Linked DNA regions of Homo sapiens: region 1 is linked to region 2. Evidence: chromatin loops called from intact Hi-C (ENCODE). Cell type or tissue: endothelial cell of umbilical vein. All regions are shown on one strand. Each heading gives the region's core, and the rest is flanking DNA. Links, peaks and the distances in the headings are about the cores only. Region 1 overlaps VPS13C (vacuolar protein sorting 13 homolog C). Region 2 has its middle 49 kb from the start of MIR8067.

Evidence for each region. A loop is a pair of places that touch in the nucleus more often than their neighbours do. Peaks named below come from ENCODE experiments on the same cell type or tissue, not always from the same donor. Only the 100,000 strongest peaks of a DNase experiment are listed, where the experiment ranks them.
Region 1: a loop joins it to region 2, with 13 times the contacts of the local background. A loop is called at or near these places in 16 of 110 quality-filtered maps.

The regions. Positions count from the first base shown.
Region 1 is chr15:61,863,386-61,874,765 of GRCh38, forward strand. It overlaps VPS13C (vacuolar protein sorting 13 homolog C), which reads right to left. Exons shown (of 85, transcript NM_020821.3): 78 at 9,861-10,024; 79 at 8,604-8,649; 80 at 6,115-6,238; 81 at 5,274-5,388; 82 at 55-143. The region is part of intron 2 of LOC124903501 (a long non-coding RNA gene); the gene reads left to right. Among named protein-coding and RNA genes, the nearest start is that of LINC02349, 140 kb to the left of the region's middle. In endothelial cell of umbilical vein, for the core only: no CTCF peak of the experiment used is centred there; a DNase peak (open chromatin) is centred at 8,706.
Region 2 is chr15:62,249,240-62,262,039 of GRCh38, forward strand. It overlaps the pseudogene GOLGA2P11. Among named protein-coding and RNA genes, the nearest start is that of MIR8067, 49 kb to the right of the region's middle. RefSeq lists an enhancer at 4,497-5,389 and a silencer at 5,111-5,405. In endothelial cell of umbilical vein, for the core only: a CTCF peak has its summit at 5,311 (motif pointing left); a DNase peak (open chromatin) is centred at 5,272; H3K27me3 peaks cover 237 bases.

The DNA of each region.
Region 1 (11,380 bases), core at 6,381-11,380, 380 kb before region 2:
TTGTGACCTATGCAACTAAGTACTATTTGGAAAAATGTCACTTCAAGTCAGTACCTATTTGTAACCATAAGGATTGTCTTCTTGCTTCCAGGAATAGCACAGTGGTATCGGTAAGTCTCTCCTTCCAACTTTTTGATATGATTCTGAAAAGGAAACCAGGCTCTAGATTTGGGAAGTTATGCATTTAAGTAGTATTTACAATACTGCATATTAGCTAATTATAATAATAGTGTTAGGAAAAAATTAATTAGAAATAAAAGCACAATTCTACATATTGGTACATGAAGCTAGAAAAATATTCACAGCATGTTTGTAAGTTAACTTCCACTGTTGCCTTAAAAGAAAAACATGTAATAAATGCTTACCAAGTGGTCTTCTGGTAAAATACATTTTGTTCTGTAGTAACTTAGAAATATTAAAATATCTACCAGCAATTATCACACACTTTAATTAAGAAACATATGCTAATATAAAATAACTACATTAACATTACAGGGGATTTGAAATAGGGGTCACTGGTAGCACTTTGCGGTGGGTCTCTGAACCACCTAACATAAAATAGAAAATTTTGAAAACGTAGTTCTAAAACTTTTTTCAGGGCAGTTAATATTTTTTGTCAGTTTTTTTTTAATCACAGAGGGGGGTCTGTGATCTCAAAGATTAAGAACCACTGGTTTACATAGAGGTATTAGTAGATATTATACACATAATAAAATTCCAAGATAATTAATGTTTAATGCTTTGAACATTTGATCTTATACGTTAAACATGCGTGGGGAAGTATATTTATATATCAAATTATATTTCTTATAGAAAAGAAAATATGACAATATTAATATGAACAATTTCTAAGATTTCAAAATAGCTGGCACAATTTATTTCTAAAAACAAATATGAGCATAAAATAATTCAAGTATAAGTAGTAGCACATTAAAACACATTTATTTTCCTTTTCAGCTATCTCAAAAGTACTGTGACTTGAATTAGTCAAATATTAAAAACGAGTTTTTTTATAATGAATGCTAATGAAATACTATTACTGACATTATATATAATGCATGGCTGAAAATAGATAATATATATGAAAATACAGAACATAAATATACTGAATAAATAAGACCTTGACATTTTACGACCAAGAATATAATGCCAATATTATTAAAAGGATAATATAATCAATATAACCACAAGCAGAGAAATCACATTTGATATTATTTCAATGCTTAAATATACATTTTTTAAAGTTGCTTGGTACCTAGTCATTCCTTGACAATTGCAAAAAGCCATGAATAAGGAAGAGGAATCCACAAAGAACTGGGATCTCATCTTCAGAATGAGTCTCAGAGAGGAGTGCAGATTTCACAGCAATAGCTACTTGTTTCACAATTCACTTGTGCGAATTAGTTAAAATCTTTTAACACTTTTGCCTTAATTTCTTCAAAGAGAAAATGGGAAATGAATTTAATAATGTAATGCATTTATCTGCAGCTTGAAATTTAAATATGTTAAAATATTTAGATCTGAAATGCAAGTACAAGAAATACTACCCACTTTCTATCTTGTATGTATTTTCGTTAGTTATTAGGCTATTGTGCTTCAAGCCATTGACAGTTTTTAAAATATAATTTATCACCATAATACACTTTAGAAAACTTGTCTTCAGCACTACTAAAAACCCACTACACTCTGAGATTCAGATTAAGATATTCAGTCACTAATGGCAGCAGGGAGACCAAATTAGTTGATAAAATATTCACGTCCCCTTTCCAAAAATGCAACTCGAGGAATTTAACAATACTTTGCAAAAGCCCTTTACCCAGTAATTCAATTTTTTCAAGTAAATTCTAAGGAAATATGAAAAAGCAAACAAGATATAAAAAAGCAAAATCTATAATGATGTTTATTACAGCATTATTACTGTTAGTAGAATAATTTAATGTCATGAATTAAGACGAGATAAAAACACAATGTAATGTCACCTCAATAGATGGCAATACAAGAATTAAAAATGTTAATGAGGCATTTCTAAGAACATGGAAAAATATAACTAAAACTAAAAAGCAAGAAATGCTGTTTTAAACGTTGCATGATCATAAGTATGTGAACCAAAATGAGTATTAAATGACTATATATACATACATATAATGTATGTATATATGTATGTGTAAATATGTGTATGTTTGCGTATATATGTGTGTATATGTGTGTGTATATATGTATGTGTATATATGTATGTGTACATATGGGTATATTTGTATGTGTGTATATATATGTATGTGTATATATGTGTATATTTGTATGTGTATATATATGTGTGTATATGTATGTGTGTATATATGTGTTTGTGTGTATGTATATCTGTATGTGTACATATATGTACGTGTGTATATATGTATGTGTATATATATGTGTGTGTGTATATATATATGAAGATTAGAGGATAAGTAGAATAGTACATCTCATGGAAATATAATATATGATTCAGTAACTCTCAAAGCTGCATATTAAAGAATACAAAGTAGTACTTAGGAGAAAAAGGAACATGAGGATCAAAAGATCCCCAAATAAATTATTTAGAATTTGGCCATATTACAAAGGGCTAAAAAGATATACTTTTATACTCTAATACTCTTTAATATTTCCATGTTTTGTTTTACTCGGTCCCTTAAGGACAGAAGGCTTCTTTTGTATATCCAGTACAGTCTAAATAATCAATAAATATTTTTACCCAACTAACTGATCACAGCAAGATGGGCAAAGAATGAAATAGCCTAAATATTTCAATTATCCATGCCCACACTTGACATCCACGACAAAAACTACCAAGTCCTCTCATTAGTGTATAATCATTCTTTTTCTTCCAGTAATTATAATAATGCACTAAAGTTTTAAAAGTTGTCTGATATCTTAATAAAAACTAAGAAATCAGACAAGATTATATGTTCAGACAAAATAATTAAAAGTTTCTTGAAGTTTTGTGCTTTTTGACAGAGAGTTATAAAAAGATATCACAAGGAAAAAATTAATAACAGAGCTAAACAAAACAATTAAGAAAAAATCTTAAGTTACAGGGGTTCTTAAAAGTAAGTCTCAGTAAAACAGCAATATAACCAGTAAAATTAAAAATTGTTACTTTAGAATCTCAGGAAGGGTAACTATTGGAGATGATTTAAGTCAGCATCTTGAATTAGTTATTTGTGCTTGACTCTCCTAGAAAACTGCATGTGGTGACATTTTTGCCAATGCTAAATTATCTAGGCACAAGAAAGGTTTGTCAGCTACTTTTAACAGTTACATGTTTTGTTATACTTGGTCCCTTAAGGACAGAAGTAATTTCCTTTGTATATCTAGCACACGCTGGTTTTTGGATGTCAGTCTTTCTTCTTTAAAGTGGTTAAACATAAAACATTCAATTTATTATTTTGATAACTGCAATCCTTAAAATACATAATCCAACTGAACAATTATATGTTAATAGTTTCATTCTCTTCAAATATACAACACATTAAATCTAAGTTTATACTTTGGCTTCATTTCTGAGGAGAAGCATGAAAGTTGCTAGATAAGACATTGTTAAACATTTCCATCATTTATTACAAAAAAAAGAAATTGAAACATAACTTATGTTGAGAATTAAGAGGATACTAATTTCAAAAATAATGATTATAATTATTTTTTCTCTAAGATAATAAACCCTCTCTAAGGATTTAAAAGCAAAAGGTTGGTTTTTGAAAATAAAGAAATCTATGTATTCAAGTGCCACACAGCAATTTGCCTAATTACATGTTCAACTTCTATCTACATTAATTAAAACTAATAATTATGAAATAAGCATAACCAACAAGGAGATTCAATTTTTGAAAAGCAGAAATGCTAAAGGCTGAAAATGTATATAACATAATTATAAAATGGCTATCATTTATTTAGCAACAGTACCAAGGGGTTAAATAGGAAAAAGAGGGAAGAGGAAACATATCCTCAAAATTCATGTGCCAACTATTTATTACTTGAGGTCTAAGGGCAGGCTCAGAGCAACTGACAATTCAATTATTAAAGCAGATGCTCCAGGTAATAGTCCCGTAACTTAAGCAAATTTAGAGCCATTTGTGAAACAGAAAGCTATGTAATTCCATCATCAAGACTCACAAACATAAACATATTAATTGGACATAATAATTGTCCTGTTTTTCAATTTTACCTGAAATGCACATGAACACCATAAGATAAAATTTTCGAAATGATAGTAACAGTATCTGCTTCTGAGCTCAATAAAGGCTTTCATCTATTAAACGCAGAAGAGAGCTGATTCTCTGCATCCTTTAATATTTTATACTAATCTCTTATTTCTGGACAGTATTACCAGGAATACCACAAGTTTTTATTTGTAGTCAATCCCACTACTATGAAAAGTTCAGATGGAGGTGAGAGTTTTAAAGAAAATTTCATTAAAATTGACAATGGAATTCACACACAGTCAATTAACACCACAGTTTGTTTTGATTTTTAAGGATGAAATCAAGTAGTAGTTTAGGAAACATTTATTCCTGTATTTCCAGTTCTTGCTGTGCAGGCAGAAAAACAAAGAAAATAAAGTTAGAAGCATGCAGAAAGATAGATAAAACGTAATCATATACAATAAAAACCAAAGGAAGAACAATTAAGAGGCATTTTATTTTAAAGTCAAGGTAGAAAAATATTAATACATTTCTTTTGGGGGAAAGCCTGTCATGGGAGAATAGCAATTTATATATGTATATATTATCAAAATATAATCAAGTTAAAACTAAAATAAAAGCCAAAAAGCTCTTAAATTTTTTTTAAGGTTTAACAAGATCATAATTATACATAATCTTTTATTCTCTCATCTAGTTCTAGTTACTGGAATAAATCTAGATTTACAAAGTAGTGCAAATAAATTAATTTGGTTGGGAGAAATGGAAGCAATGAAGTTCCAATAATCAGCTACAAAGCAGGAAAACAAAATTAACAATGTTAACTAAATGAGCTATCACAGAAATAGTGATATAGCCTATGACTTAACATTATCTTTTCTGCACACAAAAAAAAGCTTTGCTCCCATGTAGAAAAAAAATCATCTGTAATTTCCATTTAACACATGCTAAAATGAAAAACAATCAAATTCTACTCTAGAAACTATGTATAATACTTAAAGCAGTTCAAGAATCAGGAACTTTAAGAACCACCTAGGAAATCCTGGGCCTAGAAATCATTAAAATTCCATTTCACTCGTGACCATGAAGAACAAAATTTACCTCAAGTAAGTCAGAGCCCTCAGATTCCTGTCTGTCATAAGGACGAATGATGCCATCTTCATGGATCAGGCGAGGGGGACGGAGGCTAGATACTTCCTCAGTTGATTCTGCTGCCCTGAATAAGGCATCAGAGTAAGTGTAAGAAAATACGTGAGAGTCTTTCAAAATAATGTGTGTGTTGATTAAATACATAAATATTTCACAAAAAACAATCAGTAATTTTAAATAGCTTTCCCCAAATAATGCAAAAGTATTAAAACCAAGTCTGTCTGACTCCAAATCCCCCAACCTTTTCTAAAATAAAAAGAAATATCAAAATAATAAAAGCAGGGCCTAGCTCATCTACTCTTTGTATCCTTGGTGTCTAGCACAGGGCTTGGCACATGGTAGGTAATAAACATTTGTTGAATAAAAGAGAAATTTAGCCATAAAATATGTCTCTTTTCTTTTCTTTTTTCTTTTTTTTTTTTTTTTTTTGAGACAAAGTCTCCCTCTGTTGCCCAGGCTGGAGTGCAGTGGCACGATCTCAGCTCACTGCAACCTCCGCCTCCTAGGTTCACGCGGTTCTCATGCCTCAGCCTCCCGAGTAGCTAGGATTACAGGTGCCCGCCACCACGCCCAACTAATTTTTGTATTTTTAGTAGAGATGGGGTTTCACCATGTTCGCAAAATATGTCTTTTCTTATTCCTTTCTGGAGGCACTCTATGTTTTAAAGCTACCACAGCTTTCAATTAGACTTTAAGATCCTTAGGAGCAGGCAAATAATCTAATCTATTTATGTATTCCTTGTAATAATTAGCACACAGACACATACCTTGCACATAGTATGTACTCAATTACCTCTGAATGCCTTGGAAGGTACTACTGGCCATATCTACGATTCCACCAGTTGGACGGGCCACAGCACCCACAAGCCCTTTTCCAATTCCTTTAAAGAATCCAGCAGCTCCTTCCTTTTTGGCACCTTCAGAAAACCAATGACCATGAATGGATAAAGATATTTTTAAATGAGCAAGTTTGAGCTCAACCAAAACCTGGGCCAGATACTGAACTGTTTTACCCAGGAAGTTACAAAAATTTGGCTTTCTAAAGAAGTTAAATGTAATCCTAATGTGATAAAATAGTGGTTTCTCAAAGTGTGTTAGAAATGCGCATTCCTGGGCCCCACCCCAGACCTACTGAATCAGAAACTCTGGGGGCGGGGCCAGCATTTATGTTTTTCTAAGCACTCCAGGTGATCCTGACACATGCTCAAGTTTGAGAACTACTGATCTAGGAGTCTCATCAGTACCTGCAACTTGCAGGTGTAAGAAGGGACCAGTAAACATTCTCTTTTTTAATGCTGACCGTTAGATTTTTCAAGGAGTGTGCTTTTAAAAAAATATATAACAACTTTATTGAAATGCAATTCATATACCATAAAATTTACCATTTAAAATGTACAAATTAAATTTTAGGATAAATTAGCTTTTAGTATGTTCAGACTTCTACAACTATCACCACAATCCATTTCAGAAAATGTTTATCATTTTAAAAAGAAACCCCCTTTCCATTAGCAATCATTCCCTATTTCCCCCAGCCTCTCCCCACCAAATCTTACTCAGTGTACCTCCATTCCTCCCTGCCCCTCCCCACCTCCAGACTAGGTAACCACCTACAGATACTTTCTATCCCTATGGATTTGCCTATTCTGGACATTTCAGACAAATGGAATTATGTAATATGTGGTGTACTGTGACTTTTTTTTCTACTTAGCATCATGTTTTCAAGGTTCATCCATTTTGTAACAAGTACCAGTACATGATTCCTTTTTATGACTGAGTACTACTCTAATGTATGAAAATATCACCTTTTGTTTATTCATGTATCAGGTGATGGACATTTGGGTTGTTTCCATCTTTTGGTTATTTTGAATAATGGTGCTATGAACATTTGTGCACAGTTTTTGTTTGAACACCTGTTTTCAAATCTTCTGGGTATAAACCTAGGAGTAGAATTGCTGGGACACATGGTGACTCTGTGTTTAACTTTTTGAAGCACTGACAGACTATTTTCTTCCAAAATGACTGCATTATTTTACAGTCCCACTAGTAGTGTATGAGGGTTCCAATTTCTCCACATCCTCTTAACACTTGATTCTAGCCATCCCAGTAGGTGTGAAACGGTATCTCATAGTTTTGACTCGCATTTCCCTGTCGACTAATGATGTTTACCATCCTTTTATGTGTTTATTGGCCATATGTATATCTTCTTTGGAGAAATGTCTATTCATATCTTTTGCTCATTTAAAATTGTGTTGTCTTTTTATTGTTGATTTTTAATAGTTCTCTATATTTTCTAGATATGTCTTTTATCACATATATGATTTGCAAAAATTTTCTTCCATTCTGTGGGCTGTCTTTTCCCTGTCTTCATGGTTGTCCTTTGAAGCACAAAAATTTTAAATTTTGATGAAGTTCAATTTATGTATTTGATGAAGTCCAATTTATGTATCTTTTCTAGCAAAGTTTTGCCTAATCCAAAGTCATGAAGATTGACTCCTATATTTTCCTCTGAGTTTAATGGTTTTGCTCTTACATTTAGGTATTTAATCCATTGTGAACTCATTTTTATATATGGTACAGGTAGGGGTCCAATTTTGTTCTTTTGCTCATAGATATGAAGTTGTCCCAGCAAATTTCTTGAGGACGGTTCTTTCCTATTGAATTATCTTGACATCCTTGTCGAAGATCAGTTAACCATAAGTAAGAGTCTATTTCTGACTCCTTCTGAACTCTATTTCTGAATAGTATCCCACTGTTCTATATGTCTATCCTTATGTTAGTACTACACTGTCTTAGTTACTGTAGCTTTACAGTAAGTTTTCAATTTGGGAAGTAGAAGTCCTCCAACTTTGTTCTTTTTCAAGACTTTTTTTTTGGCTATCTGGGATCCCTGGAATGGCCATATAAATTTTGGACTTGGCTTGTCAATTTCTGCAAAGAAACCAACTGGGATTTTGATAAGGGTTGCACTGAATAAGCAATGTGCTTTTTTAATGGGATAAAAACAACAACAGCAAAACTGAGTAAATTGCTACTGAGGACCCAAACAAATCTAGTTTATCTCTGGCCCTGCTAAAAATAGCATTCAAAGTCTGAAGCATGATCTACTACTTAACCTCTCTGCTTTCTAAGGAAAATACATTCATTGAGCAACTTAAGGCTACGAATATAAAATTCAGTCAGTAATTTTCTCAATCAAGTATATAGCAGCAATAACATCTACTATGTTTACTAATAGCATCAAGTCTTCAGACTTTGTAAAGGAAGGAAATATTTTCAACATACCTTCCACAGGTTTTGTTATTATTCCAGTCACTCCACCAACAACTCCCTGAAAGAGAAATCAATCATATAGTTTAGACTGAATGGAAGGTGTTTAATTTTAAACCAACCACTAGAGGTCTCTACAGACATACTGGAAATAACAACAACAACAACAAAAATTGAAGACTTAACTTGATAATGTGAACAACATACACATATAAGTTAGCACTATGATTTTTCAAATATCATATCACAGCAAATCTTAAATGAAAGCATTTTATAAATTTTATAAAAGAAACAGGAGTAAAGCAGGTAAAAGGATTTTAAATCTGGCTATGACACCAATCAGCTACGTAACCATGGGTAGCTGAAATCTCTTTAAGTCTCAGTTTCCACATCAGCAAAATGAGTGAGTTGAGCCAAATAATATTTACTATCTAATTATAAATTTTAAGGGGATTACATTGTAACTTAGTGGAAGTGTAGAAAACTGAAAATAAAGGGCCCTCCCAGGGACAGGTAATAACCTGGCAAATAAAGTGCCTTAGTAACTGTAACACCCAACATTACAAATTACTATCAAAAAACACAGCAGTTTCCTGAAATTATTTCCAAAATTAAAACATGAATATACTAATACATTTTTAATCATTATGAAGTAATGGTAGTAAAATACCTGTATATTCTATGAACACACAGAAAGAGAACTGATGGATACACACTTAAATTGGAAACAGATGAGATGATTAGGGTATTCTAGCCTTACTTATAATGTTTTATTTACTTATTAACAATAACTTTTAAGTTCTTATAATTATAAGAATATTCATACATCACCTATATAATTAAGCAGTATTCATATATTACCTATATAATTTTAAAAGTATTAAAAAGTAATGAAAGGCAGTTCCTGGATTATCAACAATTAATTTTCACACATCCCTTCCACAGAAACAGTCAATTGCTGATGACCTGCAGAGCTCCTTCTCCCTCTAGTTTCCATAGGTACCATGTATCTCTGCTTCTCACTTCCTCGCCTTCTACACCAGTACTACCCTGTCATCATTACAGTTTTATGAAATCTGACAATTCAGGGGATAGATCTGGTGGTGACAATGGGGAAGGGGAGCAAAAAGGAAACTGGGAAGTCCATCATTTATCATTCTTTCTATTCCTACAGGCCTAGACTCATAAGCAGCATTCTAAGTTTCACACAACCAGCTAGAATACACTTTTTTTTAAGTTGCAGATTTCTTAAAGATTCAGCAAAGAACTTACTCGCAGAAAGCCCTTTCCTCCTCTGGCCAGGCTGTCTCCAAAATCTCTGGGCTGTCGACTCAACTCTTCTCTTCTTTTTTGCTGATATTCCTTGTCCATTGTAATTGCTGCCAAACCTTTCCCAACAGAACCGGTGATTCGAGATACAACTCCTGCTGCACCACCTATCAAAGACAAGGGATTAATTTCTAGAATATACAAGGAACTATACAAGGAACTCAACAGCAAGAAAACAAATAATCTGATTTTAAAATAGGCAAACGATCTGAATAAATATTTCTGAAAAGGAGACATACAAATGGCCAACAAGTATATGAAAAAATGTTCAAGATCAATAATCATCAGGAAAGTGCAAATCAAAACCACAGTGAGATATTATCTCACCCCAGTTAGAATAGTTATTATAAAAAAGACAAAAAAAATCACAAACGCTGTCAAAGAAGTGGAGAAAAGGGAATGCTTACACACTGAGAGTGGAAATATAACTTAATACAGCTATTATGGAAAACAGTATGGAGGCTCCTCAAAAAACTGAAACTAGAACTACCGTATGATCCAGCAATCCAACTACTGGGTATATACCCAAAAGAAAAGAAATGAGTATATCAAGAGATGTCTGCACTCCCATGTTTACTGCAGCACTAGTGACAATAGCTAACATATGCAATCAATCTAAGTGTCTATCAACGGATGAATGGATAAAGAAAATGTGATACACACACACACACACACAAACAGAATACTACTCAGGCATTAAAAAAAATGAAAACCGGTCATTCACAGCAACTTGGATGAGCCTGGAGGACATTATGTTAAGTGAAATAAGTCTGGCACAGAAAAACAAATACTGCATGTTCTCATTCACATCTGACAGCTAAAGAAGTTGAACTCATAGAATTAGAGAGTAGAACTGTGGTTATTAAAGGCTGAGATGGGTAGGGGGAGGAGAGGATAGGGAGAGATTGGTTAATGGATACAACATCACAACCAGATAGGAGAATAAGTTCTAGCATGCTATAGCACTGTAGGGTGACTATAGTTAACAACAACTTATTGTATGTCTTCAAATAGCTAGAAGAGAGGGTCTTGAATGTTCCCAACACAAAGAAATGATAAATGTTCGAGGTGATAAATATGCTAATTACCAGATTTGATCACTACATATTGTATACATTTATCAAAATATCACTCTATACCCCATAAATATATACAATCATGTGTCAATTAAAAATAAAATAATTTTTTAAGGCTCAGAGAAGTTACATTGTTTATATAAACAGCATTATCACAATATATAGCATGCAATTGCTTTAAACTAATAGGTGCTTAAAATTCTGTCTCATACAAAAAATGCAGAAATTAACTTTTCCCATCTAACAAGAAAAGGAATAAAATTATTTAATTTAAATGTAAAATTATTTGCATTTATTCAACACTACAAAGACATATTAAAAAACCAGCAGTCTACTGTTATTTTTCATTTAAAAACATGGGAAACATGTCTTTTAAAAGGGATTATT
Region 2 (12,800 bases), core at 2,622-7,621:
CACCATGCTAACAATCCCATTTAATCCTCACAACCACCATAGGAGACAGTTACTATTATCACCTCTATTGTGTCGTTGAAAAACATGGGGTATTAGAGGTTAAGTGCTTGTCTAAGATCATTCAGACAGAGCTGGGATTTGAACACCCAGGTATATCTGATTCTCTAAGCCCATTTTTTCGCTGTGAGGCAGGAAAATAGGATCTGGAGGCAGGGAACATAAGGCCTGTTCACACTTCAGCTATAACAGGAAATATCCTCTCTATGGGGCCTATGGCTAAATGACTTTGTAACTTTACTTCATCCTCTCCATTTACATAGGGCATACCCCAAGTAACCAATGGAATCCTCTAGGGGGTAAACTCCCAAAAATTCTGTAATGGTGCCTTTGAGCCCTTATGCTCGGGTGCGCTCCCACACTGTGGAGTGTGCTTTCAGTTTCAGTAAGTCCTTTCATTCCTTCCTCGCTTTGTTTGTGCATTTTGTCCAGTTCTTTGTTCAAGACGTCAAGAAGCTGGACACCCTCCACTTTTAACAGCTGGGGGTGGGGGCACAGATGGAAAGGGGGATAATCTTGTGTTCAGTTTTTGAAGGGTACATTCTCATAGTCCAAAACTCAGAAAATACAGAAGGGAAATATCTCCCAGCCACCCTGGTCCTTTCTCCTGAGTTTTTTACAAATCCTTGCAGACATGTTTTATGTATATTATCATAGTACACACACACACGTGTTCCCTCTCTCTGCACAAATGTTAACATACTAAAGATACTCTTCTGTACCTTCACAGTGCAAGTACCATATCTCCCACCTAGGACTTGACCAAGGCCACAGCCAGGTAAGGGCAGGGTAGGCACTTGGCCTCCGAGCTCTGCATCCAGTGCTCGCTCCCCACAGCACCCCCCAACTCACCCACAGCAGCCGACACAGCCCCAGGCTGACTCTAACAAGCACGCACAAAAGCAGCGAGAAATGGCCCATGCTGCTTTCTGGGCAGGACACTCCATCCCGCAGAAGGGACCTAAAGGTCCCTCACTCCTCCATCTGGAAAGCCGGGCTGCCAGGGTATGGGGCAGGCGGTTGGACTCACCCTATCTGCCTTCCTCTGCTCCTGCTCCAACTCTCCCACATGCTGCCAGGAATACAGCAGATGGCTGGCCAGATCCTCGGCCTCTTCTAGAATGAGAGAGGTTGAGATGGGGCCCAAAGGACTCCCCCTAAAGGCCTGTCAAAGCACCAGGTTGAAGGATGACGGGTGCCCAGATTCCCACATTCAAACTGCCTGGCAGCACGTTCATTGTGATACAGTGTTGTCTTCAATTCTGCTTTCTCAAACATCAAGACTCTAATTATCTGAATTGAACCTTTAGGAGAAAAGCCAAGCAAATGCTGAAAGAGGAGGAAAGCAACATTCTCCAGAGGACAGGAGGGAACTTCACACCCTCCACTCACCTGTAATTGCCTCTTTAGGGCTCCCCGGTTTTGCTGGCTTTCTTGCTTTTCCTATAGGAAGAGGAAGACAGAGCTCTTACTAGGGGGAGGCAGAGATGGCACAGCAAGGGACATGCCCCTAGAATGCCACCAATGCCCCAGGACAGGCCCACCCATGGGACCAGGTTATCAGGGACCCTGTGGGGATGAGGTGGAATCTGGGGAGTGAGCCTTTTTCCCCAGGCTGGGGGTGGGCAAGACGAGACTGGGGCCTCTACATCTGAGTGCCCCCCAAACCCAGCAGTCATGCCGTGAGCAAACAAATCATTTCTTCTAGTTGCTTGACAAGTTTTTGGTTGTGCTGTTTCTGCGGGGAGAGTCAAAGGAAGGTGACCAAGGATGGCCCCCTCCACTCTATTCCCCAGACCAGGAAGCGGTAGACAGGGGCCAGAAATGGATTTTAAAGGCAAAGTTCTCAGACCCACTAGGACCATGAACTGGTAAACTCTCCTCAAGCTCCCAAGGACAGAGGATTTGGGTCTTTGTTGGTTTTGGCCCACGGCCACAGAACTGAAAGTCCGAATCTGGATTCTCCCGAAAGGACAGTAACATAAACCTTTAGAGATGGAGTCTGAGAAAAGCTCACCCTTCTACCAGCTTGTGATTTAGAAAGGTGCATTCACTCAACAAACATTGACTGAGCACATACAGGCCAGGTATGGTTCTTCATAGCAGAGATGTAGGACAGAAAAGGACAGACAGGATCCCTTGGCCCTGAGGCTTACATTCTACTGGACCTTTAAATCGTGGACTCTCAGAGCTAACAGAGACTTTTGATACTTTCTAACTCTACCTCCTCGGGAAACACAAGCCCAAGGAGGAGAGGTGGCTTGCCCAGAATCAAAGAGCAAATTAGGGCCTGAGTCAGAGTGGAAATACGGGGCTCCTGACAACCAATCAGGCCAGTGCTTCCCTGAGAAGCCACAACCCCAGGACATGTGTGGCAAGGGCTGGAGCATGGGTATCTGAAGAAGAGACAGTAGGCAAAGAGGGCAGCAACAGAAGAGCCATGATGCATGCTCCGTGCTCTGGGGTCCCTCTAGCTGAGGCCTCGGCCCCCCTGCTCCCCATTTGCCCTTGGCATCAGGGACCCTCAGCCCTTTCTTCAGGGCCCCAAGGGGAAACTGGAGCCCAGGACTTGCAGCGTGGAATTGGTGGACCCCATTGAACTCTTACCAATGACTCGATGGTTTTATTCCGTCGACTGATTGTTATATAACTCGAGTCCAGGGCGACTGTTACCTCTTGGTATCTGCTCTGAGGCACGTGAAGAGAGGAGGAGTTGGAGGAGGATCGAGGGGAGAGGTAGAGAGAGCAATCATTAGGGTTGGGGGGAGGGTGTGAGAGGTCTCAGATGGCAGAGGGGCACCCAGCCCCCACTGTGGGAGGAGGTTGGAGGGCTGGCCTGCAGGGTCACTGGGTCATGGCCCAGGGCCTCTTACTTCCAGATCCTTCAGGGTAGCGGATGATCCAGAGCCCTCCGCACAGATACCTGTTGCTGACTACAAGAGATGAGAGTGCGCATGGAAATCTTCTGTCCCCTCCATGTCTAAGCCCTCTGACTTCCTTTCTTCCCCAGCAACTGACAACATTTTCTTTTCTGCCTAACTTGGACCCTTCATCCCATAACCTCTTTGTGCCAACTTCTCTCATGGTTTTTATCTCCCCACCATCCCTTCCTCCCAAGCAGCTCTCATCTGGTGTTTCTACAGTAGGATAAAATGATGTAACCAGCCACGGGGTACAACTCCTTCATGTGAACAGCCTCAAGGAAGAAGCCTCAGGGAAGAGGCAACTTCCTCAACATGGCCCAGCAAATCGGCCAGTCCCAGGATCTTTCCTCTCTCTGGTGATTCCTGCCTCAGTTTCTTTCTATCATACTTTCCTTTCCCCCGCACTCCCCTCAATTTCTGAAGTTCCTCAGAAACAACGCCATTGAGCTGTTGGGAGAGTTGTTGCAGGCTCTCGGTTAATGAGAAGGTCCTAAGGGCAGAGACACAGGCGTCAGGGGTGCAGGTGGCTCAATGGGAAAGAAGGTGTTAGACAGTGGCCTCCCTGACTCCCTCAGCCTAGAGACTGCTGCCCTGATAAGAGACACTCACTTGCTTTCATCCATGAGATTGGGGCTAGCATGATGATTCTGTGTGGGAAGAAACATATGAGATGGTCATTCAATTTCTGTAAGAATCACCGAGGACAGGTGAGCCAAGTTCCCAAGCTCATTCCAACAATATTCTATCTCCCCAAACCTCAAGGAAAAGCCCAGTCTCAGCCTTCCCCCAGCCCAGTCCCCAGGAAGGGCACCTGGCCCTAGGGAACAAACTACTTGTGAAAAGAGAAGAGAATCCATAGTAGGTACAGGAGGGCAGTGGGCAGAGGAGGAGGAAGCATGAACCTGAGGTGCCGCTATGCTAGCAAGACTGGCACCAGGGCAAGGGACACCACCAGGTAACACGGTGTCATTGGCAGGTGGCTAGACAGATGCAGCATTGTCTTTGGCGTCTGTCACAGAACAAAGCAGGGCATTAGGGGGCCATGCAGGAGAGAAGGTGCCTCAGTGGCATGGACACAAGAGTGTGGAACAGGTATGACAGATACTCACGCAATGACAGTGACAGTCATGCATGCTTGGAGCCACTCGGGGGTGTGGATATGGTTTGCCCAGGCCTTGGGCTGCTAGGCAGCATTTTGAATGGCCAAAGCTCAAAGCAGGGGCTGCACGGCCTCCTTCATGAATACATGAGGACCTCGCTCCCCCTGGAGTTCAGCAAAAGACAGCAGCAGGTTCTGACCTGTGGCAGCCACAGCAGGCTGGAGGAAGGTGTACCAAAGTCAGGGAAGAGAAAGGCACTGTTCTTCCAGACGGCCAGTCTGTGCCACAGAGTGACCCTAACTGGGCCCCTCCTGGGCAGAGGACAGTGATGAGGAAGTAGTAGTCTGGGCAATGTACAATGTAGCTGCCTCTCTCTTCTCTCTTCCCTTCTCCCTTGCAGTGGCATAATCAGCAGGGGCTACCATCTCCTACAGCTCGCCCAGCTTCTCCTGCAGCTCCTCCTTGACATGCTGCTCAGACTAAAGTGCATTGTTGATCTCCATATTCTCACTGTTCTGGACAGAGAGAAGCAATCACGCCACCCACTGCAGCTGGAGACCGCAGAACTTGGTGTCTGCCTCCCATGGCGCCGGGAAGGATGGAGGCAGATTAGAAAAATGATCCCCTCTCCCCCATAGCCATCAAACCAGGGCTCTGGCTCACAGGTCCCTTCAGAAGTGCCACTTCACATGAGGGCTACACTGCCCCACTTAACAGATGGGGAAACAAAGGCCTAGAGGGCTGGGGAGGAGGGCAGTCTCCCCAGGTGGGATGCACCAGTTTTACAAAGCTGCTCTCTGTAGCTGCTCCTTGAGCTCAGGGTTCTGGGAGAGTGTGGGGCTGATGGTGGTGAGGTCATTTTGCACGGTCCCCAGGGTTTGCCTGCATACCTCCGCCTGCTCCCCTCAGAGCTCAGCCACCCGCCCCAGCTCCAGCAGCCTCTCCTGCTCCCAGTTCAGGCATTTCAAGTCCTCATTGTCTTGCATGTGGGCCCACTGGAGCTGTCCTGCTAGACTTTCCAGCTCCTCCCACAGGTGCTCAGCCTCTGCCTGTAGCTGCTGCTGCAGCTGCAGACCCCAGAACTTGGTGTCTGCCTCCCACGGCACTGGGAAGGATGGAGGCAGATTAGAAAAATCATCGCCTCTCATCCACAGCCATCAAAGCAGGGCTCTGGCTCACAGGTCCCCTCAGAAGTGCCGCTTCACATGAGGGCTGCGCCCCCTGCTGGGGGCTCCAGGGGTGGGATTCAGCTGAGAAAGGAAGCAGACAATAACGGCCTCTGGATTCTCAAAAACACCCTCCTCTTGGTACACAGCTCCTCTCGGGCTCCCCAGACTTGGCCTCCCTGCTAATGATTCTCAAAAAAACCCTCTGCATTCTCAAAAAAAAAAAAACCCTCCTCTTGATCCACTGCACCCCTCAGGCTCCCCAAACTTGGCCTCCCTGCTAATGATTCCTTGCACCCTGATGGTAGCCAATCTTCCAAGCCACTTTCAGATAGAGACAACTGTGGGTGGCTGACAACACACACTTTTTCCTCTTTGCTGATGGGGACATTGAGGCTCATGACGATTACAAGACTTGCCGCCTCCTGGCACAGACCTCTTTCCCTCTGCCTCAAAGCCTTTCCATGCATCCACCTCTCTGGCATTCTAAGCCATCCCCACAGCCCTCTGATGCCAGTCCTGCTCCCAGGTCACCCCAGCCCCAGCTTACCCATCTGGTTCCTTAGTTCAGCCAAGATCGTCTCCAGCTCCTGTACTCGACTCATGCTATGCACCGTCTCCTCCCTCAACGCGTGCACCTGCCCAAAGCACAGGGGGAAAGGGCCCTGCAGAGAGGGGCTGGCAGCTGGACAAGCTACCATCTCCCTCTCTGCCCCTACCTCCACAAAGCCCAGACCCATGACCACCTCTGGCTGTGCTCCTCCCATTTCACAGATGCCTGGAACAATCAAGTGACCTATCTACGGTGGGGGCTGAAGGGTCAGGTCTCACCTGCTCTGACATCTCCCGCATCCTCTGCCACCACAAGGCGCTCTCTCCTTTCAGATTCTCAGCGTGTTGATCTTTCTCCATCTGTAGTTGTTTCAGTGACCCCATTACCTGCAAGAATGGGCACAGAAGTTAGGAAGGGCTGTCACTGGTCCTCACACGCTCCTGGCCACCTGGGGTCATCTTCCTTCCACATCCCTCCCTCTGCAAAGCCTCACCTGCCCCAGGTGTACTTCCAGCTGTGCCCGCTCCTCCATGGCCTGCTGTAACTGCTGGTTAGCATCAAGGGCTTCATAACCAGCTTCAACTCCTCCATCTGGGAAGCTGGGCTGCCAGGGGATGAGGGAGGCTGTAGGACTCACACTGTCCATGTTCTTCTGCTGCGTGGAGAGAGCAAAGAGAGTTCGTTCCAATTCTCCCGTAAACTGCTGGGAATACTGCAGGCAGCTGGCCAGATCTGTGGACTCTTCTGAAATGAGAGAGGTTGAGATGGGGCCCAAAGGACTACCCCTAAAATCCTGTCAAAGCAGCAGGTTGAAGGATGACGGGTGCCCAGATTCCCACCTTCAAACTGCCTGGCAGCAGCACGTTCAGTGTGATACAGTGCTGTCTTCATTTCTGCTTTCTCAAACATCAAGATTCCAATTGTCTGATTTGAACTTTTGGGAGAAAAGCCGAGCAGATGCTGAAAGAGAAGGAAAGCAACATTCTCCAGAGGACAGGAGGGAACTTCACACCCTCCACTCACCTCTAACTGCCTCTTTAGGGCTCTCCCTGGTTTTGCTGGCTTTCTTGCTTTTCCTATAGGAAGAGGAAGACACAGCTCTTACTGGGGGAGGCAGAGATGGCACAGCAAGGGACATGCCCCCAGAATGCCACCAATGCCCCAGGACAGGCCCACCCATGGGACCAGGTTATCAGGGACCCTGTGGGGATGAGGTGGAACCTGGGGGGTGAGCCTTCTTCCCAGGCTGGGGGTCAGCAAGACGAGACTAGCACCTCTACATCTGAGTGCCCCCCAAACCCAGCAGTCATGCTGTGAGCAAAGAAATTACATTACTAGTGTGATTCTAGTTGATCCACAATTTCCTGGTTGTGCTGTTTCCTTGGGAGAGTCAAAGGAAGGTGACCAAGGGTGGCCCCCTCCACTCTATTCCCCAGGCCATGAAGCAGTAGGCAGGGGCCAGGAGTGGATTTTAAAGGCAAAGTTATCAGACCCACTAGGACCATGAACTGGTAAACTCTCCTCAAGCTCCCAAGGACAGAGGATTTGGGACTTTGTTGGTTTTGGCCCACAGCCACAGAACTGAAAGTCTGAATCTGGATTCTCTCAAAAGGACAGTAACATAAAGCTCTATGAGGCAGGAAAATAAGGTCTGGAGGCAGGGAATCTAAGACTGTTTCGCGCTGATTTCCTAGAATCAAATTGAATGGTAAAGAGTGAGAAGTTCAGATCTGGGGATCCTGGGCCATTCCACACAGTGCCCTTTAAAAGGTCTAGAGCTGGGCTCAATGTACAACTTGGTCAATAAAGATCTCTACTGTGAAGTTGCTTTGCTTTAGAAATAAAATATTAAATAATTTTTAAAAAGATCTCAGGCCAAGGATGGTGGCTCATGCCTATAATAACAACACTTTGGGAGGCTGAGGTGGGTGGATTGCTTGAGGTCAGGAGTTCAAGACCAACCTGGGCAACATGGCAAAGCCCCATCTGTACAAATACAAAAATTACCCAGGAGTGGTGGCATGCACCTGTAGTCCCAGCTACTTGAGAGGCTGAGGCAGGAGGATCGCTTGAGCCTGGGAGGTGGAGGTTGCAGTGAGCCGAGGTCATGCCACTGCACTCCAGCCCTAGTGATAGAGGGAGGCCCCATCCCAAGAAAAAAACAAACAAACAAAAACTCTGCTATCTATTATCACCGTGGAATAGTTGAAGTGTTGGCTTGAACCTCAGAAGGAAATAAACAGGCTCATGAGCTAGCCATATAAGTATAATCTATATAATAATGGTTTTCATCCATGATGCATTTAAAACAAATTTAAGCCCTAACCCTGAGATTCTGGTTCCCCAGGTCTATGGCAGGGCCCAGTTTGTAGATTTTTAGCAGTCTCTAGAGGATTCTATGGCAGGACCAGAACAAGGACCCAAATTTTCCGGCTCTTGGCTGGAGCCTCCCCATAACCTGCATGATCCCTAGACCATGTCCCCAGCTGGATGGGGCTCCCACCACCCCTGGGGCTGCAGCCTCTTGCCAGAAGCAGGATCTTAGCCCTCTCCAGCTTCCTTTGCAGTTGCTTCAGATTGAGTCGAAATCTTCGGTCACTAGGACTTGAAGCTTCTCTTCTAGTTCTGAGTTCTTCTGCTTCCGGTCCTCGTTGTTTTGGCTATGGCCAGAGGCAGTAGAGAAAAGAATGAACAAAGAACAGAAAGGACTACTGTGGAATCAATGAAGAGCAGAAAGGACTGCTCCTCTATCCTCACCTCACCCCACAACCACAGAACCATGGCATTGGAAGGGACCTCAGGAATCAAAAGTCACAGGTGGCAGTCCAGAGAGAAGACATGAGTTCCCCGAGGCCAAAGCATGAGTCAGGGGCACAGCCGGCCCTAAAGCGTAGCCTGTGCACACATGCAAACCTGTATGATCACCTCACCATGCTCACCTGCAGCCTTCCCACCTCCCAGCACATCACCCACGCTAAGGGCCCCACACCTCCCATCCCACCCTCCCCCATCCTACCTATTCTTGTATGACTCCAGCCTGAGGGCATCTCTGTCTTTGGTTACCTCCTTGATATACTGCAAATACAGAAAGGTTAAGTCAGGACAAAACAGGCAGAGGAGCAGCTGGCTGGCCAGTAACAATAGCTATAATAACTATTCCCCAGTCAACAATTCCTTACTCTCAATCACAGCTGACATGTTTTCATGGCATTTCCAAGCCTATAGTCTCATTTGTTTCTCAAAGAACTCAATAAGGGTGGAAGCGACGGGGAAAGAGATCAAATTTATAGCTGGCTACCAGAGGCCCAGAGAGATCAGAGAATATTGCTATTGTTATTACCCTTATTACTACCACTGTTTGAAGCTTTGAGCGCTTCACCAGGCACCATGCTAGCAATCCCATTTAATTCTCACAACCACCATATGAGACAGTTACTATTTTTACCTCTATTGCGTAGATTAAAAAAATGGGGTATTAGAGGTTAATTGCTTGCCTAAGATCACTCAGACAGAGCTGGGATTTGAACACCCAGGTATATCTGATTCTCTAACCCTTTTTTTCACTGGGGGTCGGGACACAGAAAGGAAGGAGGAAATTAACTTTTTGTTCACTTTTTGAAAGAATGATAAATTCACATAGTCCCAAACTCAGAAGGTACAGAAGTGAAATATCTCCCAGCCACCCTGTTTCTCTCTCCTGAGTTTTGTATGAATCCTTTTGTGGCAGGCCAATTCTCCCTGATAGTCACACAGACAGGCCTTCATGACAGTCACACAGAGAGCCCTGCACCGCACTCCAGTTATACAAACAAATTTCCACAGAGCTGCCTTAACATTGAGCAAATAGTTAAACCTAGGGAAATCCGTGCCCAGGTATCAAAGCTAAAAATGAAACATATGGTCAGTAGGACCCTTGCATAGGCTTCTCCCTAACCTGGAGCAAGTCAAAATAATAGAGACAGTCTTATATTCCTTGTCTCGGGTCGACGGAATCTGAGACGAGTCAAGGTAACAGAGGCAGCTGTTTGAATAGATTCATCGGAGGGTCTAAGGCAGTCTCCAGACCAAGCTGTAAGGGAGGTAAGATAGAAATAATCATTCAGGTACCACAGTAGACAGACCTTGAAGGTACCAGGGCCCTCACAGCTTAATCAGACTTAGCAAGCATTTTTTGCCTCTGACCTTCTAGTTGAAACAAAATTAGTTATCAGTGGACTTAGGCGAATGCTATACTGTACGTAGACACATAACCCCAACCTATATAAACACTAAGAATACTGTAACATTTCGAGTTGGTCTGGTGGAGTTATCTCCAGCCTTCTCTCTGTATCCAGTTACAGCAATAAATCCCCTTCTTTCCTAGTTTGCTTCTCATTTTTGAGCCTCAAGAAAACGCAGCCAGACCCAGTCTGGCTCTGAGACCACTTTCAAGCATGTTTTATGTATATTGTCATAGTACTTACACACAACACACACACACACACACACACACACACACACACACACGGTCCTTCTCTCTCCACAAATGGTAACATACTAAAGATACTCTTCTGTACTTTCACAGTGCAAGTACCATATCCCACACCTAGGATTTGGCTAAGGCCACAGCCAAGTGAAGGCAGGGTAGGCACTTGGCCTCTAAGCTCTGCATCCAGTGCTCCACGTCCAAGCTCTGCTTGCTCCCCACAGCACTCCCCAACTCATCCACAGCAGCCAACTCAGCCGCAGGCTGCCTCTAACAACCACACACAAAAACAATGAGAAATGGCCCATGCTGCTTTCTGGGCAGGACACTCCATCCTGCAGAAGGGACCTAAAGGTCCCTCACTCCTCCACCTGGGAAGCTGGGCTGCCAAGGGATGGGGCAGGCGGTAGGACTCACACTGTCCATGTTCTTCTGCTGCATGGAGACAGCAAAGAGTCCATTACAACTCTCCCACACACTGCTGGGAATACTGCAGGCCGCTGGCCAGATCCATGGACTCTCCTGAAATGAGAGAGGTTGAGATGGGGTCCAAAGGCCTATCAAAGCACCAGGTTGAAGGATGACAGGGTGCCCAGATTCCCACCTTCAAAGTGCCTGGCAGCACGTTGCATATGATACAGTTCAGTATTTAATTTTCCTTTCTCAGACATCAGTTTGTTGGTTCTCTGAATTTGAACCTTTGGGAGAAAAGCCAAGCAAGTGCTGAAAGAGAAGGAAAGCAACATTCTCCAGAGGACAGGAGGGAACTTCACACCCTCCACTCACCTCTAACTGCCTCTTTAGGGTTCCCTGGTTTTGCTGGCTTTCTTGCTTTTCCTATAGGAAGAGGAAGACAGAGCTCTTACTAGGGGGAGGCAGAGATGGCACAGCAAAGACATGCCCCCAGAATTCCACCAATGCCCCAGGACAGGCCCACCCATGGGACCAGGTTATCAGGGACCCTGTGGGGATGAGGTGGAACCTGGGGGGTGAGCCTTCTTCCCAGGCTGGGGGTCAGCAAGACGAGACTAGCACCTCTACATCTGAGTGCCCCCCAAACCCAGCAGTCATGCTGTGAGCAAAGAAATTACATTACTAGTGTGATTCTAGTTGATCCACAATTTCTTGGTTGTGCTGTTTCCTTGGGAGAGTCAAAGGAAGGTGACCAAGGGTGGCCCCCTCCACTCTATTCCCCAGGCCATGAAGCAGTAGGCAGGGGCCAGGAGTGGATTTTAAAGGCAAAGTTCTCAGACCCACTAGGATCATGAACTGGTAAACTCTCCTCAAGCTCCCAAGGACAGAGGATTTGGGTCTTTGTTGGTTTTGGCCCACAGCCACAGAACTGAAAGTCTGAATCTGGATTCTCTCAAAAGGACAGTGACATAAACCTCTATGAGGCAGGAAAATAGGGTCTGGAGGCAGGGAACCTAAGGCTCTTTCGCTCTGACTTCCTAGAACCAAAATGAAAAGAAAACCCTAACTTTCCATGTCTAAGTAACAAAGAACCAGAGGCTACTACCTCTGACCTTTTCTGTGAGGCAGATGGGAAATTGGCTGTCTGCAACAAGTAAGACTGATTGCTGGTCAAGTCTTCATTTGCAAAGAAGTATAACTTTGTAACTTCATCCTAGCCTCTGATTGGTTGCTTTTTGCAACTCATCAGATTGTTTGCACAGGAGTGTGACTTTTGTAACTTCACTTCAGCCTCTGGTTGGCTGCTTTCTGCAACCAATCAGACTGATTGCGGCTACCATTTCAGTTACATGAGGTGAGCATGAAGTGGCCGATGGGAAAATTCTGGTGGGTATTTGGACCAGGAAGATTCTGTATCCAGGCCCCTGAGCTGCTGCTCAGGCCCACTCCCACACTGTGGAGTGTACTTTTGTTTTCAATAAATTCCTGCTTTGGTTCTTTTGTTGCTTCATTCTTTCTTTGATTTGCTAGGCGTTTTGTCCAATTCTTTGTTCAAAATTCCAAGAACCTGGACAACTTGTAGTCACGACCTTCTACCAGTGACGTCTATAGATGGAGTCTGAGAAAAGCCCACCATTCTGCCAGCTTGTGATTTAGAAAGTGCATTCATTCAACATTGGCTAAGCACATACGGGCCAGGTACAATTCTTCATAGCAGGGATATAGGATGGAAAAGAATCCTATAGATTCAGACAGGATCCCTTGGCCCTGAGGTTTACATTCTAGTAGACCTTTAAATCTTGGACTCTCAGAGCTAGCAGAGACTTTTGATACTCTCCACCTCCTTGAGAAACGCAAGCCCAAGGAGGAGAGGTGGCTTGTCCAGAATCAAAGAGCAAATTAGGGACTGAGTCAGGGCAGAAATATGGAGTTCCTGACAACCAGTCAGACTAGCACTTCCCCAAGAGGCAACAATCCCAAGGCATGTCTGGCAGTGACTGGAGCAGGCATGTCTGGAGAAGAGACAGTAGGCAAAGAGGGCAGCAACAGAAGAGCCATGATGCATGCTCCATGATCTGGGGTCCCTCCAGCTGAGACCTGGGCCCCCCAGCTCCCCATTTG